3 separate regions of the Homo sapiens genome follow, and regions 1 and 3 are each linked to region 2. Evidence: chromatin contacts called from ENCODE Hi-C or POLR2A ChIA-PET data. All regions are on one chromosome and are shown on one strand. The core of a region is the stretch at or near the end of the contact, and the rest is flanking DNA. Distances in the headings are between cores, read along the strand shown. Region 1 overlaps LOC105378861 (a long non-coding RNA gene). Region 2 overlaps ALG14 (ALG14 UDP-N-acetylglucosaminyltransferase subunit). Region 3 overlaps SLC44A3-AS1 (SLC44A3 antisense RNA 1).

Evidence for each region. A loop is a pair of places that touch in the nucleus more often than their neighbours do. ChIA-PET counts read pairs that join two places held with the same protein, here RNA polymerase II (POLR2A). Pooled maps may share reads with other maps.
Region 1: a map with no recorded cell type shows a loop between it and region 2 (4-fold over the local background). The contact joins two enhancer-like sites. A Hi-C loop is called at or near these places in 1 of 37 single-sample maps with no recorded cell type and 2 of 50 pooled maps. POLR2A ChIA-PET finds 5 or more read pairs at or near these places in 1 of 52 experiments (PC-3).
Region 3: a loop to region 2 is called in a pooled map, with 4 times the contacts of the local background. The contact joins two enhancer-like sites. A Hi-C loop is called at or near these places in 1 of 168 maps with a recorded cell type or tissue (PC-9), 1 of 37 single-sample maps with no recorded cell type and 6 of 50 pooled maps.

The regions. Positions count from the first base shown.
Region 1 is chr1:94,589,263-94,591,962 of GRCh38, forward strand. All of the region lies in intron 1 of LOC105378861 (a long non-coding RNA gene), which reads left to right. Among named protein-coding and RNA genes, the nearest start is that of MIR12133, 47 kb to the left of the region's middle. Within about 2 kb of position 1,254, at least 4 of the 41 ENCODE cell types and tissues checked have a DNase peak (open chromatin) inside an H3K27ac peak, as active enhancers do.
Region 2 is chr1:95,041,061-95,043,842 of GRCh38, forward strand. The region is part of intron 2 of ALG14 (ALG14 UDP-N-acetylglucosaminyltransferase subunit); the gene reads right to left. Among named protein-coding and RNA genes, the nearest start is that of ALG14-AS1, 19 kb to the right of the region's middle. RefSeq lists enhancers at 2,108-2,716, 2,717-2,782. Within about 2 kb of position 1,476, at least 13 of the 41 ENCODE cell types and tissues checked have a DNase peak (open chromatin) inside an H3K27ac peak, as active enhancers do.
Region 3 is chr1:94,719,133-94,721,897 of GRCh38, forward strand. The region is part of intron 2 of SLC44A3-AS1 (SLC44A3 antisense RNA 1); the gene reads right to left. Among named protein-coding and RNA genes, the nearest start is that of MIR378G, 25 kb to the right of the region's middle. RefSeq lists an enhancer at 1,281-1,570. Within about 2 kb of position 1,404, at least 4 of the 41 ENCODE cell types and tissues checked have a DNase peak (open chromatin) inside an H3K27ac peak, as active enhancers do.

The sequences.
Region 1 (2,700 bases), core at 4-2,503, 450 kb before region 2:
ATGCCACTGCACTCCAGCCTGGGCAACAGAGCAAGACTCTGTCTCAAAAAACAAAACAAAACAAAACAAAACAGGAACAAAGAATAATAAAATAGGTAGGAATTATCCCGAAATGGAAGGCCGTTCAGTTTCAAACAAGTTGACTTTTCAAGGCAACTAGTTAATTAGTTTTCCCCCAGCAAAGAATCACCTTCCTCTCTCAGGCAAGCTTGAACCTGACAACACTGCTTTCATCCCATGCAGGATGGTCACTGCCGTTTCTGGAACTCTCAGTCCCCCATCAGTGATGGTCTATTACAAAGATCTTTCTCTTCTCCTAGGAAGCACAAAGATCCTCTTTCCTGGGTCGGGCTGAGGTTCTTGAGGGCATAACTGTTACAAGGAGGCTGAGACTTAAAGTCCCCAAATGTGATTTTTCTGCTAGAACAAACTATCATAGTCAAACCTCCCTTTTTTCAGGAACAGATGAAATAATCTGAGGAAGGTGCATGGCCTGTGTGAGTGGGAAGAGCAGTGAGGTGGAGGGGCCTCAAGCCCAGAGCTCAGCCGGCCCACAGCTCTCCAGCCCAGCAGCGTGATGGAGACAGGGAAAAGCTCTCCTATAGTGAGACCCTTGGCTTTGACAAGGCTACAGTCACTCTCCCTGGATCCTGACCCAGAAGTCTTCTTAGTACTCTGAATTTCCTTGTATTTAAAGCAGAGATAAAGAGTTCCGTCCTGTAGGACCGGGACTTTTGGGTCAAAAGCTAAACACCCTGCTAAGCCTATTAATTTCTGTGTGATTTCATATACCCAGCACCTTGCTTAGATCTGGTCCTTCACAAAGACCTGAAATTCACTGAGTATTGAAAGTATTTCAGTTCATCTATGTCTGTCACCTTGAACGTGAAACAGGTTTCATGCAAAATATTAATAAAGTAGTTTTTTAGTATGTCTGCCTCTCCAATAGAGATTGCCAAACACTGGGGCTGTCTTGGTCAGCCAGAGCCAAGGGGTGACCCTACAGTAAACACCATACCTCAGGCACTTCTGCTGAAGGGTCCACCTTTCAGCATATCTGCTACACGGGATCCTCTTTTCCGCCCTCCCTCTCTCCCCAGGGCCCTCCTCCAGTCACAAGAAATGACCTGGGATGTGCTGTTGACTTAGGGTGATAGATAGGCCGTCCAGCAACTTATGACATGACCTAGTTCAAAATGATAAACTTGTCTAGGAATGCAGCTAAAAATATCAAGAGGACAAATTACTAGGAACCAGCTCAAAAGAGGGGACATTCAGAAACAGATAAAGCTGGGACCATGCCAGGTCCATGTTCCTGGCATTGAAAGTTACAGGGAAGTAAAACCCTAAGTAAGCATCAGCGAAGAGGCACAAATAAGGCTGAGCAGAGGGAAAGAACACAGCAAAAGGTAGAAGGGCAGAAAAAGAATAGCTGAGAATGTTTTCTGAATTTTAGTTTCTTTTCCTGGGTTTCTGTGCACTCCTCATAATAAACCTCCACACTTTTTGAGTCACTGTGATCTGTTTGTTGCACCCAAAAGAGCAAAACCAGAACAGTTAGATGCATGTGATCTTCCCTTCCTTCCAGGGAGTGATTCAGGCCCGTAGGGGGAGAATCTCAGATGACTGGAGTTATGGATTGCCCATACTAATGGGGCTCCCTAACAGATCAATAATACTACAAACATAGCAGGCCTCAGGTCTCTAAATTACCAGACTGAAGTAATGACTCACTCTCCTCATTTCCAATTCTGGCCCACAGTTTGTAGAAGAGGGCTTTCCTTCCTTGCTGTGGGCTGTCGAGGTCATTGACACCAGGCAGCGATCTTATTTCTCCCTGACACTGTTTCTCCCTGGCATTTGTAAGAATGGAGTAGAGGAGAATTCCTTAAGAAGGCATTTTAGATTTCTGGATAGTAGGAGAAGGAAACCAGAAAAGGCTCAACACCCCTACAAATTATTCTTTGATTTTTTCATAGCCAGCCATTGGGCATTTAACAAAAAAAAAAAAAAAAAAAAAAAAAAAAAGGGCTTACGCAGCAGCTGTGACTTTAGGAGAGTTTCACCTCACCTGGTACTGACGGATAGACTGGTTACCAGGGCTGAGTGTAAATTCTGTTCCTGTATGGGAGGAGACAGAGGTGCCCGACCCAGGCTTGCTGGAGGGCAGCACTGTTGTGGCCAGGACCACCGCTGGAACATCTCCCAGTGCTCTTTCCATCTATCTTCAAAGCAGGATTTCACTGCACAATTGAATGCTTTTCATTCTGTTGCCCAGGCTGGAGTGCAGTGATGCTATCTTGGTTTACTGCAATCTCTGCCTCCCAGGCTCAAACAATCTTCCTGTCTCAGCCTCCCAAGTAGCTGGGACTTCAGGCATGAGCCACTAAGCCTGGCTAAGTTTTGAATTTTTTGTAGAGATGGGTTTCGCCATGTTGGCTGGGCTGGTCTTGAATCCCTGGGCTCAAGCAATTTGCCCGCCTTGGCCTCACCAAGTGCTGTGATTACAGGCGTGAGCCACCCGCACCCAGTCTAAACAATTTATGGTTGTTGTTGTTTTTTAATGAGTTCATGGAAAGTTGATTTCTTCTGTCCATCAATCTTAAAAAGAGTTCTCCTCTTACTGGAAACCTGTGCTGTGAGATGAATTTGAAAGGAGCAGACTCCTGTGACTAGCTCTGCTTCTTTCATTGTTTTCCA
Region 2 (2,782 bases), core at 226-2,725:
TACCTGATATACTATTTCAAAAATAAGAATCTATTCACTGAAATGGCCACATCAGAATCTCTATTTGCAGTAAATTACAAATATTTTCTTATTCAAATATTTTGCTCATTTAGACCGGCCTCCTTTCAAATTAGAGATTTTTTTTTACCTTTACCTATAATTCAGTAAGTTAAGGTCCATATGAATGAGGAAAAGTGCACATATACATTATACACACTCAAAACCATAACTATGTTAAGCCACCAGTTGTAATATACATTACAGTTGACAAACTTAAATAAAACCCCACAGTTTAAACTATACAGTTACAAACATTTCTTTCAGAACTGATTGGGAGGCCAAGGCAGAAGGAGACTAGCGTAGGCAACACAGCAAGACCCCATCTTTACAAAAACAAAAATTAAAAAATTAGCTGGGTGTGATGGGCCTTACCTGTAGTTCCAGTTACTTGGGAGGCTGAGGCAGGACTGCTTGAGCCCAGGAATTCAAAGATGCAGTGAGCTATGATTGCACCACTGCACCCCAGCCTGGGCAGACAGTGAGACCCCGTCTCTTTAAAAAAAAAAAAAAAGAAAGAAAGAAAAAAAAAGAAAGGGAAAAAAGAACTGCTTAGGAACTGTGGAAAGTAACAACAAATACACTCAATGTAGACATCTCAGCAAGCTGTACACAGTCTCAGTCCACTGTGCGAAGTTAGCACCCCACCTTGTGGAAAACAGTAGGTGGTGTTCAGTGGAAGAATGTCATGTTAATTTTAGAAGAGCTGGTTGATAAATCCTGCAACCACCAAACTGCCACTGATTCTTATATAAACAGAAAATGCAAAACCAAAAAAAGAATGCAAACCAAAAGAATCCCTATTTATTACACTAGCAGCAAAACTTTTGTACTTCCAAAATAAAAGGATATGAGCCTCAAAATATTGGTGCTTGTGGTATGTGTTTGGATTATTTCTGTAGAAAATATTTATTTAGATATTTATAAAAAAATAAATATTTCATATTAGTAGGTTTTTACTCCCACTGGGGCTTGTATCTCTTCTTAGTTTTGTTTCTAAAAAATAGCTGTTTTCTAATTGTAACTTTAGAAAATACAGAAAAATATTCAAAGACAAAACCAAAAATCAACCAATATCTCCCTACTCTTTTGAAGAAGCCCCCACCCCAACACTCTATCTCACAGAGATCTCTCCCTCCTCTGCATTCAAAGCACTCATTGTCCTTTGCTTATCTTTGATTTAAACATACACACACACACACACACACACATACACACAGTTTGAAAGTTCTTCTGGTCTTCTCAGTTTCGTCAGACTCTTCGCGTTATTTATCATTCCTGTTACTTTCTTGGCACCATGTCTTCTGGAGTTCTCTGTCACTTTGCTCTGTTCCCAACTGTTTGTTCTCTAGGACCACCTATGAAGTCTTCACACTGGAACTCCCTTCACTGCTGTCCTGAGAATTCCCTTCCCTTCTCTCCTGGACTGAGGCCCAGATCCCTGGAACTGAGTCTCCCTTTTGGGTGCCCCTTGTTTTGGTGGGGCACACCCTCTGTGGGAGGGTACATGAGGAATCCATTTGAGACACTGCTCCACTGTACTTCTGAAACCTCAAATGTGATTCCTTTTCTTGTTCTTTCTGGAAGTTTTTAGTATCTTCTCTTCATCGTTAGTTCTGAAACTGTACATGACGTGTCTTGTGACTACACTTTCACTGGACTCAGGATAGTCCTTTTATTTTAAAAGTCGGGTCCTTCTGTTTTGGAAATTTCCCTGGGTCATAATTTTGTTTCATTTTGAACTTTTCCCATTTCCTTGTTCCTTCTGAATAATGGACTTGCAACATCCAGTTTGGTTGTCTAATTTTCTTGCCTTTCTCTACTGTTTTTTACGTTTTCCTTATGCTTTTAATCTTTTTCTTGAGTTCTTCAATGTGATCTTCCAATCTTTCATTGAATTTTTATTGCTGAAATCAAAATTTTAATAGCCAAGGGGTTTTTTTTGTTCTTAGTTTTTTAAAAAATAGGTCTCATTCTTGTTTTAATGAAATAATGCCCTCTCATTTCTTCGAACATAATTGTTTTCGTTTAAACTCCCCACTGCCACTGAAATGCCCTTTTCTCTAGTTCCTTTCGTTAGTTTTCTCTTTAGAGGCTTTCCTCAAATGTCTGATATTCTGTAGATGTTGATTCAACTACTGATTCTCAAGGGCGATGGGAGGGGAGGCCCCCCATACACACGTTATAAGGTCTGGAGACATTTTGGGTTGCCATAACTGGTGGTGGGGGTTGGGGGAGCACTCTTGGCATCTGGTGGATAAAGGCCAGGGATGCTGCTAACATCCTGTAACACACAGGACATTCCCCTACAATGAAGATTTGTCTGTCCCAAAATGTCAATAGTGACGAGGATGAGAAGCCCTACTTCACATTAAAGAATGAGGCATTAAAAGGCCGACTGCAGGCTCTATGTTCAGCTCTCTACCGCCTCTACTGAGAACTAGTGCAGGTCAGCGGCTAAATGATCAGCAGTGCACTGCCACCTGGTGGCAGGATGAGGGAGTGACATTGCAGAGGAAAGAAAATATAAGTCCTTCAACACTTGGAGGGGCCCGCCTGGTCCATTTCTGAAGCTTCAAGGACCTTTTAGGGGAAGGAGAGGAAAGAGGAAGGTAGAGAGGAGAAGGAAAAGAAGTAGAAGGAAAGGAGAAGGAGCGAGGAGGGGGAGAGAGGAGAGAGAAAGAGAGGGTTGAAGAGAGAGGAGAGGAAGAAGAGAGAGAAGGAG
Region 3 (2,765 bases), core at 154-2,653, 320 kb before region 2:
TTGTGGAGGGGTTGTAGGAAAGCAACTCTGGAAGGCAGACCTATGTGAGGGCTGCTGGAGGACAAAGATGCTTGGGCCAGAACCAAGGTACCACACAGATTGGAAAGACATAGGGTGGGAACTGCTGACTGTTTGGACACCGGGGATGGTGAGCATGAGTGATGGTGCCATTCCCTGAGTTAGGAGGTGTAGAAGGAGAAGCAGGTTTGGGGAGTTTAGTGGAGAAGTAGGTACCTGTGGGGCTACTAGTGAAGATGCCCAGAGGGCAGCCACATACATGGATTCAGAACTTATAAGTCAGTTCTCAACTGGACCTTTGGAGGGAGAGTCAGCAGCCTGTTCCTGAACATTGAAACCTTGGAAATGGATGCTATTGCCCCTTGCAGGGTTAGGATGAGCAACAGGGCTGGCACAGAACCCTAGGGAACACCAACAGGGCAAGACAGAGGATGGAAGACCAAGACTACTGGGACAAACGCCAACTCTCTACAGGCTCTGAGATGCCACAAGAGTAAGGCAAAAACAACCTAAGACTCACTCTTTAGTTCATCTAGCAAACCCAAGCTGAAAATTTAAAATACACTCGAGATTTCAATGCTGGTTTAAACTGGCTAGAGTATGGAGTCCAGCAGTTCTTTTCCCTGGTATCATAGCTGCAAACCCATCCAAACTGTGCTCTGCTCCCAACCAGTTCTTTAGGATTGAAGGAATTCAGCTTCAGCATATGAGGCGTCTCTATCCCCTGATTCACAAAGTGACTTTTCCACAATCCCAACTAATTCTGTTTCCCTGAGCTGTGCTTCACCAATATACATCTTCTTCTTTCCCTGCAGCCCTGTGGAAAAAACGTTTCAACATAAGGAAGTGTATAATGTGGAGGAAAAAACCATCATGCCCTCTAAGGGTTCATGGTCTCATTGAAATGTGGCACATCCGCCAGCTTCCCAGGGCTCCCGGGCTGGGTGTTGGGGTGGACTGGGAGTCAGATGGTGATGATGTGCCCAAGTGCATCTGACTCTTGCCTAACAGAGGAGCAATTTTTAGCAAATGTTAAGGAGGATTTGCTCTCCCTTTAGGATGATCAATTTTTCCACTAGGCAAGACTCATTCAATTGCCTTTCCAGAACCCTTACACTCTAGTCTGAATCACACATTGGGAAATTAATAATTCACTATCTTGTGCCACCAGTCATGTCCTCAAGTGGATTCTAAATTCCTTGAGGAGCCAGAGGCCATGATGTTACTTCTCCTGGATCTCCCAAGTGCCCACAACTGGGCTACATCCATGGGAGACCCTTGATGAAGTGAAGTTGATCAGGGAATGCAGAGCACTCAGGCCCACATACCTCGGCCTTGGGGAGCATCTAGTGCAACCCCTTACAGATAGGGAAACTGAAAGCCACAGGGGTGCAGCAGCGTGTGCAGTCACACAGCCCATTGATGACAGAGCTGTTACACAAGGAAGTGAGGAGAAGCAGCAGGGTGACAGACCAAGAGTGTGGCCTTTGCCAGGCCTCCTTCACTTACTGGCCATGTGAGCGTGGGCTCCTTACCACACCTCCTCCACTTCCCCTGTTATAAAGCAGAAATCATACGTGAACTTCAGGCTGGGTGCAGTGGGTGGCCCATGCCTGTAATCCCAGCACCTTGGGAAGCCAAGGCAGGCAGATCGCTTGAGCCCAGGAGTTCAAGACCAGCGTGGGCAACACAGCAAAACCCCATCTCTCCAAAAAAATACAAAAATTAGCTGGGCGTGGTGGCATGCACCTGTAGTCCCAGCTACTCAGGAGGCTGAGGCAGGAGGACTATTGGAGCCCAGGGAGGTCAAGGCTGTAGAGGGCCGTGATCACACCACTGCACCCTAGCGGCAGAATGAGACCCTGTCTCAAAATAAAAGTGAACCTCAGCTGAGGGCATTATGAAGACCAAATGGGCAGACCCATAGAAAGCTCGTGGCACAAGGCCTAGAGTAGAATAAGTGTTCAATGAACATCAGCAAAAGGGAAATACATAACTCCAAAAGAAAAACACATAATTTCATTGAAGTGTTTGCCACCTCCAAGTATTTAGTATGAATTTATTAAATAACTTGACATTTTCAACTCAACTCTACTCATATAGAGAATGCAGCTGGGAGTCGGGCACTTTGAGTTTCCTAAGCGCAGGACTGTTCCTTTCCAAGCAAGAGGTCCACACGGCTCCGAACACTGTCTAGGCTGTACTCTAACATTATTGTCAGCACGATTGCCTGCAACAGTCAGGTCTAGCAGTCAGAGCTGGAAATACCCTGCTCAGATGAAGTAATGCAACCAGAGGGCAGAAGGGAGAAGTGGTCCCCACAGCACGGGGGAGGAAGCGGAGGGAGGGTTACAGGAAAAAGCTTTTCCTTTTCACAAACTGTCACTTTAACTAAAATGCAGTCTCATCTCAGCCTGTTGTAGATGCTTATTATACACTGTAAAATCATACTCACTGGAGGTGTATTCTAGCTCCCATCTTTCCTCCCAAAGCTATGCGATCTTGGGAGTTATGCAATTTTTCTGTGCTTAGTTTCATGGTTTGCCCTTCATTCTGCAAAATGGGGATAATAGTAACTTACGGTTAACCCCTGATTAATTACTGCATCAATTTAAAAAAACAATTCCTGTGAAAGATTTAGAACAGAGTGTCTAGCGTATAATAAGCATTCTATAAATATTAGTTGCTATTGTTTTTAAAATTGTCTATCCTATAGTTTTAATACAGCTGTAGAGTTATTATTTCAG